2 separate regions of the Homo sapiens genome follow, and region 1 is linked to region 2. Evidence: chromatin contacts called from ENCODE Hi-C or POLR2A ChIA-PET data. All regions are on one chromosome and are shown on one strand. Each heading gives the region's core, a stretch centred on a gene start or an enhancer-like site at or near the end of the contact. The rest is flanking DNA. Distances are from core to core; before and after follow the strand shown.

Evidence for each region. A loop is a pair of places that touch in the nucleus more often than their neighbours do. ChIA-PET counts read pairs that join two places held with the same protein, here RNA polymerase II (POLR2A). Pooled maps may share reads with other maps.
Region 1: a map of PC-9 shows a loop between it and region 2 (4-fold over the local background). The contact joins the enhancer-like site here to the promoter of HECTD4 in region 2. A Hi-C loop is called at or near these places in 1 of 168 maps with a recorded cell type or tissue (PC-9), 3 of 37 single-sample maps with no recorded cell type and 11 of 50 pooled maps. POLR2A ChIA-PET finds 5 or more read pairs at or near these places in 1 of 52 experiments (OCI-LY7).

The regions. Positions count from the first base shown.
Region 1 is chr12:112,073,559-112,077,999 of GRCh38, forward strand. NAA25 (N-alpha-acetyltransferase 25, NatB auxiliary subunit) reads right to left here. Exons shown (of 24, transcript NM_024953.4): 8 at 2,120-2,231; 9 at 1,117-1,206. Among named protein-coding and RNA genes, the nearest start is that of NAA25, 33 kb to the right of the region's middle. Within about 2 kb of position 2,218, at least 2 of the 41 ENCODE cell types and tissues checked have a DNase peak (open chromatin) inside an H3K27ac peak, as active enhancers do.
Region 2 is chr12:112,380,447-112,384,747 of GRCh38, forward strand. HECTD4 (HECT domain E3 ubiquitin protein ligase 4) reads right to left here and starts at 1,985. Exons shown (of 76, transcript NM_001388303.1): 1 at 1,506-1,985. The coding sequence starts at 1,682. RefSeq lists enhancers at 1-443, 1,629-2,128 and silencers at 1,136-1,625, 1,636-1,905, 2,016-2,305.

The DNA of each region.
Region 1 (4,441 bases), core at 968-3,467, 310 kb before region 2:
CCAGAGTAGCTGGGACTACAGGCGCCCGCCACCACGCCCAGCTAATTTTTTGTATTTTTAGTAGAGATGGGGTTTCACCATTCACAGGATGGTCTTGATCTCCTGACCTTGTGATCCGCCCGCCTCCACCTCCCGAAGTGCTGGGATAACAGGCGTGAGCCACTGTGCCCGGCCCCATTTATTCATTTAACTCTAGATGCCTATAAAAAGGAAAAAAAATTTATTGTAGTACTGCCTACAATAGCCAATAACAAAAGGACAAAGGAAAAAAAAAGAGATCTTCAAAAATCCAAGTATCATCAATAGGGAAAATGCTAAATGAATTATGGTACATCTGGAGTACTCTTAAGCCACTGGGGGGAAAAAAAATGAAAGAGATCTACATGTACCAGAAATGAAAGATGTTCAAGATATATTTCAAGGCTGAAAAATAACAGGTTGCAAATCGTGTCTAATACAATCCCATTTTTATATTAAATATAAGAATAATTAAGCCGGGCGCAATGGCTCACACCTGTAATCCCAGCACTTTGGGAGGCTGAGATGCTGAGATGGGTGGATCACCTGAGGTCAGGAGTTTGAGACCAGCCTGGCCAACACGGTGAAACCCCGTCTCTACCAAAAATACAAAAAGTAGCTGAGCACGGCGGTGGGCACCTATAGTCCCAGCTATTCGGGAAGCTGAGGCAGGAGAATCGCTTGCTTCTGGGAGGCAGAGGTTGCAGTGAGCCAAGATCGTGCCATTGCACTCCAGCCTGGGTGACAAGAGCCAAACTCCATCTCAAAAAAAAAAAAAAAAAAAAAAAGGAGAAAAAGAAAAATTATCTTAGCATAAAGATGGAAATAAATCTCACGGAAAGGCACCAAACTATTAACAAGAGTTATTTTTGGAATGGTAGGATAAGTGGAAATTAGCACACCACATATTTTGGCACTAACATGATTTTTAGAATGAACTTGTGTATTTTATACTTTAAAAAATATGAAAAAATGTCTTACTTTGAAAGGAATACTTTATTGAGACAGAAAAAGAGAATTCAATTGGCTTATAATGAAATCCTTTCACTACACTATATTAAAAAGTGCTGTTATAATTCAGGAAAGAAGACAACTTACTGTTCACCTTCAGCAGGAGGACTCCAGGCCTCTTCAATCAGTCGAAAGACAGAATCGAAATAAGTCAGATAGAACTGCCAGTCATCTGAGCTAAAATCAGATTGAATGATGCACACAGGATTAAACCCAAGTTGTGACAGATCTTCCTTAGGAACCATGATATTCAATTTATTTTGTAAGTTATATTTTAGTATGTAGTAGGTTGGCTTACCCCCACCCACTCCATGTTTCCTTTGCAAATCTAAAAGGGCATTTTCAAAGTAATACTACTTTGTATTTGTAAAGAGTAGTAAACTACTCTTTCCTTCAATAAAATGACCAGGTCTAGAAAACTAATATTCATAACAGAAAAGTCCCCACATAAGCACTTCCAAAATAGAGGGAAGGGGAGAGAAGTGTTGTAGCAAAGAATGAAGCCTCTCTCTTTTAGGGGAATACTGAATTTGAGAAATTAATGATTTTCAGTGTTCATTCTTAAGCCCTAACTAGAATTCAGCACCATGGTGGCACAAGTATCTTTTTTTTTTTTTTGAGATGGAGTCTCATTGTTGTCACCCAGGCTGGAGTGCAGTGGCATGATCTCAGCTCACTGCAACCTCTGCCTCCCAGGTTCAAGCGATTCTTGTGCCTCAGCTTCCCGAGGGGCTGGGACTACAGGCACGCACCACCACAACTAGCTAATTTTTGTATTTTCAGTAAAGACAGGGTTTCGCCATGTTGGCCAGGCTGGTCTCAAACTCCTGACCTCAAGTGATCTGCCCACCTTGGCCTCTCAAAGTGCTGGGATCATAGGCATGAGCCACCATGCCCAGCCTACAAGTACCATTATAATACTCTACTGAAAGATGAAGGCTCCTTAAAAACTTTTAGAAACATGCAGGACACAACTACTATAAGAAGACTTTATGCCCAGAAACTTCAAAACACAGACACCAAGAAAATCAATAGTGAGGTCTTAAAGCCTCACTACAGTCAAATGGTACAAAAGAAAGCTTTTACTCACTTTTTTAGTAAGAGGCGCCGGGAAAGGGCATTGCACTCTGGCCACCTGCTCAGCTTCTTGTACATAGCCATGCATTTATTTTCCCGACTCTGAATCTCACTTGTCAACTTCTCTAAAATCAAAAGTTATAAAAGTTGGTAAGCTGGTTTCATTTCTGCTCAATAACCAGAATAGAGTCCAACCACAAGAAGGAAAATGTCACATTTTCTTTTCTTTTTTTTTGAGATGGAGTTTCACTCTTGTCACCCAGGCTGGAGTGCAATGGCACGATCTTGGCTCACTGCAACCTCCACCTCCTGGATTCAAGCGATTCTCCTGTCTCAGCCTCCCAAGTAGCTGGGATTACAGGCATCTGCCACCACGCCTGGCTAATTTTTGTATTTTTAGTAGAGACAGGATTTCACCATGTTGGCCAGGCTGGTCTTAAACTCCTGACCTCAGGTGATCCACCCATCCCAGCCTCCCAGAGTGCTGGGATTACAGCTGTGAGCTACCGGGCCCGGCCTAAATGTCACATTTTCTTATTCACTCTCTTAGAAAATGGGACCACTATTACATACAAACTACTACTATCTTATTAAAGATTATTTTACTTCAAAGAAAAAAGTACATTACTGACAGTAAATTTTTATAATCATTTTCTTTGTAAAAGGATAGGTTTCACAATGTATTGGGTTGAACATCTATTAATAGTACATGGGATATACTTATAAAATCCCAACAGCATCTAGGGACTAGTAAATTTAGTCCATAGACAAGCTGCCCATCCATACAGTTCCAAAACATCAAAGAGGACTGAGCTGACATGAGCTAAGAAAGATGAGATGTTGGAAGAAGACAAAAAAGAGTGGAGAGGAATCAAATCTTTCCAAACAACTGAAAACAAAAAAACTAGGATGATAGTTCTGACCAAATTAGATTTGCCCAACTGTTTAGCAGATTAAGGATACCAAAAATTACATTATGAATTTCCTGTTGAGAATCTAACTTTTTACTATCCATAGAGCTATAATGTAGTTTAAAAAAAAAAAAGGGCCAGGCCTGACAGGTCACACCTGTAGTAATCCCAGCACTTTGGGAGGCTGAAGCAGGCAGATCGCTTGAGACCAGGAGTTCGAGACCAGCCTGGGCAACATATTGAGACCCCACCTCTACAAAAAATATAAAAATTAGCCAGGTTTGATGGCATACGCCTGGAGTCCTAACTATTTAGGAGGCTGTGGTGAGAGGATAACTTAAACCCAGGAGATCAAGGCTGCAGTGAGCTGTGATGATGCCACTGCATTCTAGCCTGGCTAACAGAGCAAGGCCCTGTCTCAAAAACAACAACAACAACAAAAAAAAACAAGAAGTTTCTTGTGAGTAGCCTAAATATCCATCAAAAACTGGTTAAGTAAATTTCTACATTCACACTGTGGAACACTGGACAGTTATTAAAGGAGTGAGGTAGTGAACTTTATCTCTAGGAAATACTATTTAGTTAAAATAATAATAATAATAATAAAATAATGGAGGCCAGGCGTGGTGGCTCACACCTGTAATCCCAGCACTTTGGGAGGCAGAGGCAGGCAGATCACTTGAGGTTAGGAGTTTGAAACCAGCCTGGCCAACATGTTGAAACCCCGTCTCTACTAAAAATACAAAAATTAGCTGGGCGTGGTGGTGTGTGCCTGTAGTCCCAGCTACTCACGAGGCTGAGGCAGGAGAATCACTTGAACCCAGGAGGCAGAGGTTGCAGTGAGCCGAGATCGCACCACTGCACTCTAGCCTGGCCACAGAGTGAGACTCTGTCTCCAAAAAAAAAAAGAAAGAAAGAAATAATGGAGCCCAGTGTGGTGGTGTGTGCCCGTCGTCCTAGCTACTTGGGAGGCTGAGATGGGAGAATCACTTGAGCCCAGGAGTTCAAGTCCAGCCTGGGCAAAACAGTGAGACCTCATCTCTTTAAAATAAATAAATAAATAATAAAAATAAAGTATGGGTATAAGAGTATGCACAGCAGAGGTCACAAACTCAAATGCCTTCATAAGACAGACATACAAATAAAGAAGGAATGTTTGCGGTATCTACAGAGTACAAATCCTGACTAGAGGGGCATTAATTAATTTAAAATTTTTAAAGAAAAATTTTTTTTAAATAAAAACATTGTGCTAACTGAATAAGATTATTCTATGAGCCAGGTATATTATGTTTTCATTCGTGTTTAAAAAAAAAAGTGGGGAAGATGAATCTTTACAAGAATATAAAGTGTAACTGGAGGAAAACCTAGGGGAAGACGGCTAGAGATCTGGAGTATAACCTTTCACACTCCTTGAAGTTTCTGAA
Region 2 (4,301 bases), core at 735-3,234:
GGGAAAAAAAAGAAAAGAAAGAAACAAAGAGCATCCACTTTCCACCTTTCACACACAACACAGCCAATTAAATCAAAAGATTCCACTATCATAGCATAATACCCCTTGAGTTTTCAGGCAGATAAGACACTCAGACACACCTTGCTTGTTATAGAACAGGCCCAAATGAGACACAATAAAACGATGATTCCATGTTAGGAATTCCCTACCAACCATATCCTCCTCTTTTTGGTGACTAGATTGTAAAATAAGTCAATTAAGAGTTCATAACGGAAGTGCTGAAGCAACCGCAAATCCAGACACAAAAATACAGTGGAACGTATTCGCATCTCAAGCACGTCCAAATGTCTCGGCCAATGTGATCCGATCACTGCCGTTTCCAGAAACACACAGTAATGGCTTTTAATTCATTTCTATAAATGTTCGTTGTGCGTAAAGCCAAACTGCACGCAAAACCGCAAAACACAAAAGATCCCTCGCATGCCGTTTATAGCCAGAAGATAGGCCATCCTCTCTGCGCCCTACCCCAGAAAGCTCTCCTTACGGCAGTAAAAATTTGATGACACCCCATGCTACCTACACATCAAAATGTCATCCCACAAAGTGGAAGGGGAGCAGTGTCAGCATCCGTTGGCCTCCATGAAACGACACTGCCAGTATTCCCACCTCTAGGCAAACACGAACCCAAGTGAAGTCGATGGAAAGTTCCCACCAACCAGGCATATTTGGTTCCCTTCTGCCCCCAAGGCCAAGCAGCTCAACTGATGAGATCTGCTGTTGCACCTGCCACGGCTCTGAACCCGGGATGCTTGGCGACCCCCGGGGCACACAAAAAGGCCCTGCGGCCTAACGCGCCAGTGACCCTTCCCCGAGAGTGCATGGAGGGCCGCTGGAGCATCCCTCTCGCTGTCCACAGCGCCCGCTTCCCTGACAAAGGCCCCGTGTCAATCCATCCGAGACACAACACAGAGAAGTTGCTGGATTGCCCATCGCGGACCCGCAGCTGCCACTACCCTCTCCCGGAAAAAAACCAAACCAAACCAAACAAAAAAAACAGAACTAGGGAAGAAAAGGATGGGAGGGTACACAGCGTGAAAATCAAAATGTTCCCAAAGCTAAGCAACCTGGGTGTGCCCTGGAAGTGGGTCCTGGGGGCCCGTGGGGGAGGGGAGGGAGGGCCCGGGTGGTGGCGGTGGCTCCTCTGGGGCATGAAGGCCGAGCCAGGCGCTAGCCTAATAAAATGCCGGGTGTCGGAACGCTCAAAAGAAAACCACAAATGAAATCCCCTGCGGGCGCCAGGCCCCGAGGAGGGAGGGAGGGAGAGCGGGGCGGGCGGTCCGCAGACCTGCGGCCGCGGCCCCACCTGCCCGCCCCGCGCCCACACACACCTGCCCCGGCAGCCGCCGGGAGGCGAGGCCGCGGCTGAGGCGAGGAGGGGGCCCGACCCGGGGGTGCCGGGCGAGTGGGTCAGTCCGATGGCGGGGGCCGGGGGCCGCCTCGCTCACCTCCAGGTCGGTGTCCGCGGCCTCTGGGGCCCCGAGGATCTCGCTGGGCAGCTCGGCCAGGTCGGTGACCCGGATCAGCCCGTCGTGCAGGAAGATGGTCTCTTCCTTCACCGAGAGCCACTGCGCCGAGTCAGCGGCCGCCGCCGCCGCCGCCGCCGCGGCCGCCGACGAGCCCATGGCCCCGGCTGAAGGCTTGGCGCTGAGGAGCAGACGCCCGGCCGGGGGAAACGGAGCAGGAGCCGCCGCGATCACCAGTCCATGGCAGCGGCCGCCGCGCCCGCCAGCGGCGCCCCACTTGCTGCCTCGCCCGTGCAACTCCGCCCTAGGCGGTCCGAGTCGCCATACCCCCGACCCCGGCCCGGGAGACCCCGGCCCTGCCGCCGCCGCCGCCGCCGCCGCCGCCGCCGCCCTCAGGAGCAGGATCCGCCTCTGCCGCTCGGCAACCAACTGTCAGTGAGACGCCATGTTGGGGGCGGGGCTCCCGGCATGCCTCGCGGAGCGGACAATACAGGCCCCGCCCGCCGCTCCGCCCACCGCTCCGCGGACGAGGCCACCCGGGTGGCCTGGACGTCCGCCTAGCCCTTCGCTGCCGCCTGCCCTCGGCCTGACCTCCGCCGGCCCCTTCTCCCCCTGGCCATTCAGGGTAGCCCTGGCTTTGCAGCGCGCCAGGGAAGAGGACGCCGCTTCCCCCGTCCTGTCCCTACTCAGGTGTGCACCCCTTGCTCGGGCCCGCGCCCCCACCCTGGGCAGAGCATAGAGATCACTCCTTGTTTTCACGTTTAAATGAGATGCAAGCAAAAGGCTGGCGCAGAATAGGCGCTGCACACTTGTTCATAAGCACTTGGTAGAATCACATAGTAGATGATTAATATTGACTGAAAAGTCTAGTACCCAGTAAGCACTCAAAACCTGGTGAAAATAAAGCGTCTGTCCACAATGCTTGGTGCTCAATGCCCGACACTTAATATGTGCTCCATGAGTGGCAATTCTAATTATTGCTATGTTCGTTCCATCAGTGTTCCACACTAATTGACATACACCTTAAAAATATGCTCACTAGGCCGGGTGCGGTGGCTCACACCTGTAATCCCAGCACGGAGGTCAAGGCAGAAGGACTGCTTGAGCCCAGAAGTTTGAGGCCAGCCTGGGCAACATAGGGAGACCCCATCTCTACAAAAAATAAAAATTAGCGGGGCAGGGTGGCAAGCGTCTGTAGTCCTGCTACTCGGGAGGCTGAGGCAAGAGGATCTCTTGAACTCAGGAGGTGGAGGCTGCAGTGAGCTATTATCTTGCCACTGCACTCCAGCCCGGGCGACAGAGGGAGACCCCATCCCTCCCTCCCCACCAAAAATATATATATGCCCACCAGTGCCATTTTATAAAAACAAGAAAGGAAAACTATATGTATAAAGAACAATGCATGAACAAATACACACCAGATGTTTAAGGTGAGTTGCCATGGGAGTGTGGGGCTGGTCTGGAACTACTGAGATGAGATTGTTCTCTATTACTTGTATATTTTTATCACTTAAAAAATAATAAAACAGGCCGGGCACAGTGGCTTACACCTGTAATCCCAGCACTTTGGGAGGCCAAGGTGGGCAGATCACCTGAGGTCAGGAGTTCGAGACCAGCCTGGTCAACATGATGAAACCCTGTCTCTGCTAAAAAAAATACACAAATTAGCCAGGAATGGTTGCACATGCCTGTAGTCCCAGATACTCAGGAGGCTGAGGCAGGAGAATAGCTGGAACCCAGGAGGCGGAGGTTGCAGTGAGCCGAGATCATGCCACTGCACTCCAGCCTGGGCAACAGAGCAAGACTCCATCTCAATAATAATAATAATAATAATAATAACAATAACAATAACAGGAGAACATTAAGGTGCATACCCTTTGATCCAGCAATTCAACTTTGAGGAAGTTGTCTGAAGGAAATAATCAGACTCGTAGTCAAGGATGGATATACAGGGTTGTGTAGCTCAATATTGTTTACAAAAGGAAAAACTTATCAATCTAGATGTCCAACAATATGGGGCTGGTTAACTAAAATATGATATATCCATAAGATGGAATATTATGGCCGGGCACAGTGGCTCACGTGGGTAATCCCAACACTTTGGGAGGCCAAGGCTGGCAGATCTCTTGAGCCCAGAAGCTCGAGACCCCCTTGGGCAACATGACAAAACCCCGTCACTACAAAAAATACAAAAATTAGCCAGGCGTGGTGGTGCACACCCATAGTCCCAGCTACTCAGGAGGCTGAAGCAGGAAGATCGTTTGAGCCCAGAAGGCAGAAGTTGCAGTGATTCAGCTAAGATTATGCCACTGCACTCCAGCCTGGGCAACAGAGTAAGACCCTGTCTCAAAAAAGAAGAAAAGAAGAGGAAGAGGAGGAAGAAGAGAACAATAAATCCAGCAGTTCAGAGTTGATCAGAACCATGGAAACAATAAAACAGGCAAGTGTAATGGAATGGCCATTTCATCAAATCCTCCCAAATGTCTGAGAGGGGGAGTATTATTATTCCTACTTTCAGCTGGGAAGTCAAGACTCAGTTAGATACTTTGCTCAATGTCACAAAGCCAGTAAACATCAAAGCTCAGATGTAAACCCAGGTCTGTCCGATTTTACAACTTCAGCTTCCTTATTTTGACTGTAAGAAAACTCCTTCATTCCTTTTTTTTTTTTTTTTGAGACGGAGTCTTGCTCTGTTGCCCAGGCTGGAGTGCAATGGCATGATCTCGGCTCACTGCAACCTCTTGACTCACTGCAACCTCTGCCTCCTGGTTTCAAGTG